2 separate regions of the Mus musculus genome follow, and region 2 is linked to region 1. A link is a contact called in ENCODE POLR2A ChIA-PET data. All regions are on one chromosome and are shown on one strand. The core of a region is the stretch at or near the end of the contact, and the rest is flanking DNA. Distances in the headings are between cores, read along the strand shown.

Evidence for each region. ChIA-PET counts read pairs that join two places held with the same protein, here RNA polymerase II (POLR2A).
Region 2: POLR2A ChIA-PET joins it to region 1 with 40 read pairs in Patski. The contact joins the enhancer-like site here to the promoter of Actr1a in region 1. POLR2A ChIA-PET finds 5 or more read pairs at or near these places in 3 of 5 experiments (Patski and embryonic stem cell).

Annotation. Positions count from the first base shown.
Region 1 is chr19:46,393,779-46,397,426 of GRCm38, forward strand. Actr1a (ARP1 actin-related protein 1A, centractin alpha) reads right to left here and starts at 1,963. Exons shown (of 11, transcript NM_016860.2): 1 at 1,852-1,963. The coding sequence starts at 1,899. Sufu (SUFU negative regulator of hedgehog signaling) reads left to right here and starts at 3,118. Exons shown (of 12, transcript NM_001025391.2): 1 at 3,118-3,506. The coding sequence starts at 3,325.
Region 2 is chr19:46,480,880-46,484,505 of GRCm38, forward strand. It overlaps Sufu (SUFU negative regulator of hedgehog signaling), which reads left to right. Exons shown (of 12, transcript NM_001025391.2): 11 at 2,721-2,789. Among named protein-coding and RNA genes, the nearest start is that of Trim8, 19 kb to the right of the region's middle. Within about 2 kb of position 2,270, at least 2 of the 3 ENCODE cell types and tissues checked have a DNase peak (open chromatin) inside an H3K27ac peak, as active enhancers do.

The sequences.
Region 1 (3,648 bases), core at 713-3,212:
GAGGAGAAGGGGGGAGAAGCGGAGCATATGAGGGCCTTGGGTACTGTGTTGAGTGGGTAGAGGGACTAATAAAGAATGAAGGATCTCACTTCCTTACCCACAAGGGTTAAAAAGTCTACTGAGGCTAGTGAGGAAGACAAAAAACCAAAGCAAACCAAACCAAACCAAACCAAACCAAACCAAAACCAAAACAAACCCCCAAAGTAACACATTTAATTAACCTTGCTCCCACCCCCTGCTTCCAACAATGCCACATCTTAGAGGCTGGCTTCAAACAATGACCTTGCATTTCTGACTTTCCTGCCTCCACCTCTCTAGTGCTGGGATTCCAGACCCGGACCACTATACCTGATTATACACCAAAAGTTTATGCTGTGCTGAGGAGGGAGCCCAGGATTTCACGCATGTCAGACAAGCAATACCATCTGGGCTATACACCCCAGCCTCAGCCTCCCTTTTAAAAATTCACAACAAATAAAACCGCCTTCCTTGAAGAACTTGGAACCAGATTCCTGTGTGAGTCTTGGATCTTTTTTGTGAGTCTTGGATCCTTAACTCCTAAAGTGGGTGGTTTGAAAAACCTCCCCAATCCTCCTGTTCCTGCATAAACAGGAGAAAGCAACCTCTATCCACCTACGACACAAAGAAAAGGACCTAGTGGCATGTCCAGGTCCCAGAGGGCCGGAACATCACAGTGACTCTGAAAAGGTCAGCCTAGGTCAGAGGGAACTGGTAGTTTGCCTCAGGGGAGGGACCCAGAAAGTAGGAAGATTCTAACCAGTGTGGGAGGGACCAAACCTTTGAGTGAAACTCAGAAATTAAGACAAATGTCCCTCCTCATAAAAGCAATACTTAAGTTCTTTCTATTTGTCTTTATCGATGCATGTGTGGAGCGGTGCTTAGCAAAGGATTGCCATTTAGATAAGGCGATGAAGTTGTGGGGCACCATTGCTGTATGACCTTGGTCACCTCCACCTTCCGTGTTCGTACTGTGAAAAGAGGGGCAAACTTCCTCCTTAACCATTCACTTTTTGGGAGGCTTCGACTTGCATGTTGGTGCAAAGCGTCCTGGAAACGCTAGCGCACCTGACAACCACTGTGTCTGATAATCCCCCTGCCTCTCACCTGGGCACTGCAAACATCAAAGCATCTCGCCTGCTTTGTCACCCCCCTTTCTTCTTTACCTTGACTAACTATAATTTATAATCACAAAAATAACTGAAATCCCATGGCCATTTCTGGTACCGGTTTGTCCGGCCCCACCCAGATACAGTTCACTAAATTGCCCCTCCAGCTCACACCCAAGGAAACTGTCCTTTTTCACCGGTGGACCAGCCATCGCCTTCCGCACCCTGAGTTGCCGAGCCAATCCCTACAGCTCTACTGCACGGCACCGCCCCTTACAGAAGGGAAACACTATGGCGACCGGAAGAGCGACAAGCGCCGGAGCCAATGACTGCGGAGTGCTGTTCTAATCCGGCAAGGCCCAAAGGCGGGACCAATAGGCTAAGATAGACAGCAAGAGTAGCCAATTGAGTGATGGAAAACCAGAGCGAAGGCGGGTGTCGGGCTCTAAGAGAACGGTTAAGGCCCCCTGAGCCAAGGGTCCACGGACCCTTCCCGGGCTACAGCTCTTTCCTTTGTCTACCCTCAAATTCTCCATTACACGGATGTTGGCTGGCCGCCCTGCCTTCAAACTATGGATGTGAGGAGGACGCGGGCGGCGGCAGCTGAACCCGCCTGACAGGCCGAGCCAGTGACAAAGAGCTGGCGGCCTAGGCTGAAACCGCGGAAACAATCCTTCCTGGAGGAGAACACAGTCCCTTTAAAGATAGGAAAGATGCTACTCACGTTGTCGATCACAACAGGCTGGTTGGCGATCACATCGTAGGACTCCATGGCAGAGGAATCTTTCCCTCCGAGGAAGGAACTGCCAGCCCGGTCCGCAGCAAACGCCACTGACACGCATGCGCAGTCTAGTCGCCGGTACTGGGCATCCAGGGAGCCGCCCGACCTCGCCTCGGAGGAACTACAATCCCCAGCATTCTTTGCCCCAGGGCTTGCGCTCCAAACCGGGTCCCAGCCCGATCGGATTTAGGAGATTGGACAGTGTATTTCCTACACATGGTGGGGTCTGTAGTGTTTGTAGATTAAAGAGCCACAGTGTTGATGATTATCTTGCATGACTGGATTTGAGATCCCTTCGAAGGGGTTTCCAGTACACTCTTAAATTTTGGAGTCTGAAGTACTTGTGAGTAGTTGGGTTTGGATTTGTCAGTACTTCAGGGGCGGTTGAATTTTACAGAGTAGTTCTATCTCTCAGCCATTCCTTCACTTGGGCAATACAAACCATTAATAAACATCTGTCGCTCAGTGGTAGAATGCTTGCCCAACACATATCCCAGCAGCACCGGGAGTGGTGCTGGAAGCCTTTAATCCCACCTCTTTCGAGGCTAGTCTGGTTTACAGAGTTCCAGGACAGCGAGGGGCTATAGAGAAAAACCCTGTCCCGAAAAACAAAAAAATGAAACAAAAAGCAAAACAAGACAAAACCCATGAAGCAAAAGCCAATGGAGGTTATAAAAAAATACCTGTACGTTGGATGCCACAAAACCACGGGCCTAAAATATCATCTAAAGGTTTAGAAATTGTTTTATTATTTTTCTTGACCTTGATGGATGACAACATCCAGGCGAAGAGAAAGAATAGGTAAATTTTTTTTAAAACAGCCAGGCATTTTCCCCAGGCACATTTCGAGTTACCCTTTTTGTCAATAGTTCCAAGAAATATTAGAGTTGTAACATTAATAATAATGACATACTGTCTAATGAATTAGTTGTCAAGCTTATCTTAAAATTGTGTATTAGTAAAACAATATTAAGCGCTTCTTAGTAGTTGTGTAGAGCTTTCATAGGACCCTGGCGCCTCAAGGTACCAAGTCTCTGTTCTAAACTGGGTTCCTCCTAACACTAGGGGGAGGCCAAGATCCTTGGGACGCTCCCAACCCAGGGGCAGGGAGGCGGAGTCTATTGTCAAGTCACGCCTTCCCCACTTGTGACTGGCAAAGACACTAGCCAATAGGTGTCAGGAAAGGGCACGCTGACGCCCCGCCCCTTGGAGCTCCCCGCGGTCCCACAGCATCCTCTGGCCGACGTCTTGAAGGCTCCGGCTTGGGCGGACGGAGCCTCGTGCGCAGGCGCGGAGTTAGACCTCGCCGTAGCCCCCATCGCCTCGGGGAGTCTCATCCACAGTGGGTCCGCTGGCCCATAGGGGCGCTTTCCCTCCTCTACCCTCCCGGGTTCTCCGCGCGCCCTACGCGCCCCAATGGCGGAGCTGCGGCCTAGCGTCGCCCCCGGTCCCGCCGCGCCCCCGGCCTCTGGCCCTAGTGCCCCTCCGGCCTTTGCTTCACTCTTTCCCCCGGGACTGCACGCCATCTACGGAGAGTGTCGCCGCCTCTACCCTGACCAGCCGAACCCGCTCCAGGTTACCGCTATCGTCAAGTACTGGTATGCTCTGGGCCTCGGGAGGACGGGGTCCGGCCGGGAAAGCTTCGAACACCCGGGACGAAGTAATTTGCAGAAGGGGGAGGAAGAAAACGGTTTAAGTACTGGGGAACCAGGAGCTTCCTGGTGCTGTGGAAGGAGTTAG
Region 2 (3,626 bases), core at 1,020-3,519, 87 kb after region 1:
AAGACTGCCTTCCTTCTCCGCACCCAGTCATCTATCAGCAAGCACATTGAGAACTAGACTTGCCTCCCTTGCAAGCCCATAACAGGACCCAAGGAAGAGATACAGGTTAACACTTAGTGCAGGTTCCTGCAGATAAGGCAGAAACTACTGGAATGATCCTCGAGGTTCCTATTCTTGTGGCAGAGGCCAGCTGCTCTAAGTGGACAGTTTGCTTCAGAAGCTGCAAGGCCTAGACCTGCACAGGCTTTTCCCACAGTGACCTCACAACGGCGAGTCTGTTCCCAGTGAGGGCTCCCAGGAGCTGCTCCATCATAGCTGTCTATCTCCAGGATCCTGTTGATAAGATCTGTTAACATTCTCAGCTCCAGCTCTGAAATATACAAAGAACAGGGTCTGTTTGTTCAGTCCAAGCTTCTAAGGTTTAACTCCCAAAGGAAATTAAATCAGGTGCCCGGAGCTACGACAGTCTGTCGTGTTTCTGTGCAGAGAATGTCACCCTTAATATTATGTGGATCTCATGTATAATTTTTCCCTTTAATTCTTTTAAAACAATGTGGTTTCCAGCAGAAACCAGCAAATCTTGAAAAGTGAAAATGAAGGCACAGCTAGGATTTGTCCCCGTCTCGGGGGCTTGTCACCCCTCCCCCAGCAGAGTACAAAATGAAGTCCACACACAGATGGAGCCACCCTTGGCGGCAGGTCTGCTGAAAGCCCCCATAGCTCAGCAGTTCCAGACCTTTGACAGAGGGACTGGCTTAGGACTGGATTGTTGGTGGCCTTACCTTTCTTGTTGTTGAAAAACACCCTTGGGAGTCTTCTTGGGTGGCCCCTGTTCTCCCCTACCCCATCCTACCCCAGCAATAGACAGTTCCAGCCCTATTTACTATTCCAGCAGAGAGCTCCTCCCCCGGATTATCTGAGGGTTAGAAGTGAACTCAGACTGGAGTCAGAGTCGCTAACATAACTGGGTTTGAGGTATGCTTGTGTTTGTGCTAACATTTTCAGAGATGGCAACAAGCCCTGGAAATGCCAAAAATATGAATGTGACTTTATATTCCTCAAGCGGACTGGTGATAACCAGTGAAGAAACTCGGCTTGGGGGAGGGGACTCATGGGATAAGAGGAGGGCTCAGGCTCCAGGAAGGAAGGCCAGGTGTGACTGGATGTGGCCAAGGACCAGAAAGTGCCAGATAGGCTGGCAAGAGCCAGCCAACCCCCTCTGGGGATCTTGAAGGAAGAAAAGAAATGAGTACCTTGGGTGGACACTCTCCTGGACACTCTATTCTCCCTCCTCCCTCCTACCTCCCCCCTCCCTCTCCTTTATTCCTGGTCAGTGCTGGTTGGTCCTGGTCCTCTGGGGAGCTGCTAGTCAGGTGGGAACCAGGCTTCCTAGGAGGAGACACTGAGTCAGTGCCCTCCCCCTCGGTGTCTGAGGCATCAAGTTTCAGGACTGGGATATGGTCTGTCTTTGGCCCCACAGGGCAGGTGCCATAACCTCTCTGTGCCTCAGTTTACCCATCCGGAAAGAGACTGAAAGGGATAAGGTGCAAGCAGTCAGCGTGGTGTCTGCTCTTGGCTTCCTTGCATCCCTCTATTTTGCCCATCTTGCTTTGCCCCTCTTTGCTCTGTTTCCTTCCTTTTTCCTTTGCTGCCTCACTTTACCTCATGGAAACTTCTGCCCTCCTAGTGGAAACAACTCCCAAGTGAAATTTAATGGGTATTTTCTCAAGTTTTTGATTTCGCCAGCTTCTGAAAGGGAAGGTTTCTCTGAGAGGAACCCTTCACTTTCGTTTGCACCCTCTACATACGGCTCAGGTGGACAAGGGCAGCGAGGACCGAGAAGCACGAGAAAGCTTGCTTAGGGCATAAGGATGAGGTTACTCCAGCCAAGTGGTGGGGCTAGTTGGCTTGGACACCAAAGCTTGTGGGTAACAGGCACCAGAATAAAGCAGTGAAGTGGGAAGGTAGGAGACACCCAGAGAAGAGGTATCCCAGAAGTCTAGACGTGCATAGCTGCTGACTGGGGCCTGCTGGGACAGCCCTGACAGATAATTCTATGGCTGCAGTGGGAACCTGAGAGACTGCTTGCCTCTGTGAGCAGCCAGGCAGGCTCTCATTCTCCAAGGCTTGGGTTTTTTGGTCTTTCTTGTCTGGCTGTGACCTGCTTCCCTGCCCCTAGTGGTAGAGATAGGATCCAGGGTTTGTCATCCACCATTGGGGTTCGTCTAGATCGCAGACAGGGCTTGTACTCCAAAGTCACACGGATTGTTTTGGCCCTGCGTGGTTGGGAAAAGGGGAACACGAGAGCTTGATGAGGCAAAGGAAGAGGGTGGCAGGAGCTCTCCCACGGCCGGCCTTTGGCTTCCCTGTTCTCTGTTGCCTCGAAACACACAGAGGCCAAACAGCCCAAAGCGGTGGGTTTCCGCCCACCTTCCGGCTCCCTTCCGAGGCCAGCGCTGTCCACCTTCCAGATGCCCTCCCTTCCTTCACTGCCTCACCCCCCCTCTCTGCCCTTCCCTAGCGGGGGGGAGGGGGTTGGGGCGAGAGTGCAGTCTTTTCTGGAAGCCTCGAGTTCGTCCCTCTGTCCCTAGAACTAATCCTTGGGCCATCCCTCCTCCACAGCTAAAAAAAACCCCCCTTGCTTTGCAGTTGGCAAAAAAGACTGTATATTAAAAAATAATAATAATAATTAAAACCCTGTCTTTTGCTTTCTTTCCCAGATTCTGTTGACAGAAGAGTTTGTAGAGAAGATGTTGGAGGACTTAGAAGATCTAACCTCTCCAGAGGAAGTGAGCCTATTTCATTTCTCACTGATAGAGGACTCCCGGGTGTGTGTGTGTGTGTGTGTGTGTGTGTGTGTGCGTGCGTGCACGTGCGCATGTGCGAGCGCTCACCCATCTGTGGACTGTTTTCAGAAGTACAGGCATAAATCTGGAGAGGAACCCCTGAGAAGGTTCAATGACTTTATTTTTCTTGGGCTTCATGGGTCAGCCCTGCCCAGCCCCCACCCTTGTGAGGACACCCAGCACCCTGAATCGCCAGCTCTTGGGAACCTCATTGAAGAAGTAGCCAGGGCCTGTGGGCTAGAGTTCTCCCCAGCCCCTGCTGTTCCCTGGCAGATTCTGAACAGAAAGCCCGTGCCTGCTGCCAGAGAACATTCCGCTGGGAGCTCTCGTGGGCAGGAGGGGACTCCTGCTCTTGCCTTGGGCCACCCAAGTGCCACGCTCCCTTCCCTCGCCAGCTCTAGCTTGCCTCCCTCAGCCTCTTCCTGGCTAGCTGAGAGCGTGGGGAGCTGGCAGGCCAGGTGGGGTGATTTCTCTCCTTGGCTCCTTCTCTGGAGTGCAGGAATGGAGTCTATAATCCCTTTTGTTTTTCTTCCTTGTTCCTGGCCTCCTCGTTTGCAGGGACTTACCTCATCTTGGAAAGTCCCTTCTCCTATAACCATCAGCGCCCAGGCAGCAGGCAGGCGGATCTTCCTGGCCCCCAGGATCCATGGGGTAGTGGGGTAAATAGCAAGCCTCCGAGGCCTGAGGGATCTTCTGGCCCACCCTCCCCTGCCTGTGGCAGAGATCACCCCCTTCCCTTCCATTGCCCTAATGTGCTCGGGGCAAAGTACCTCACCTCCC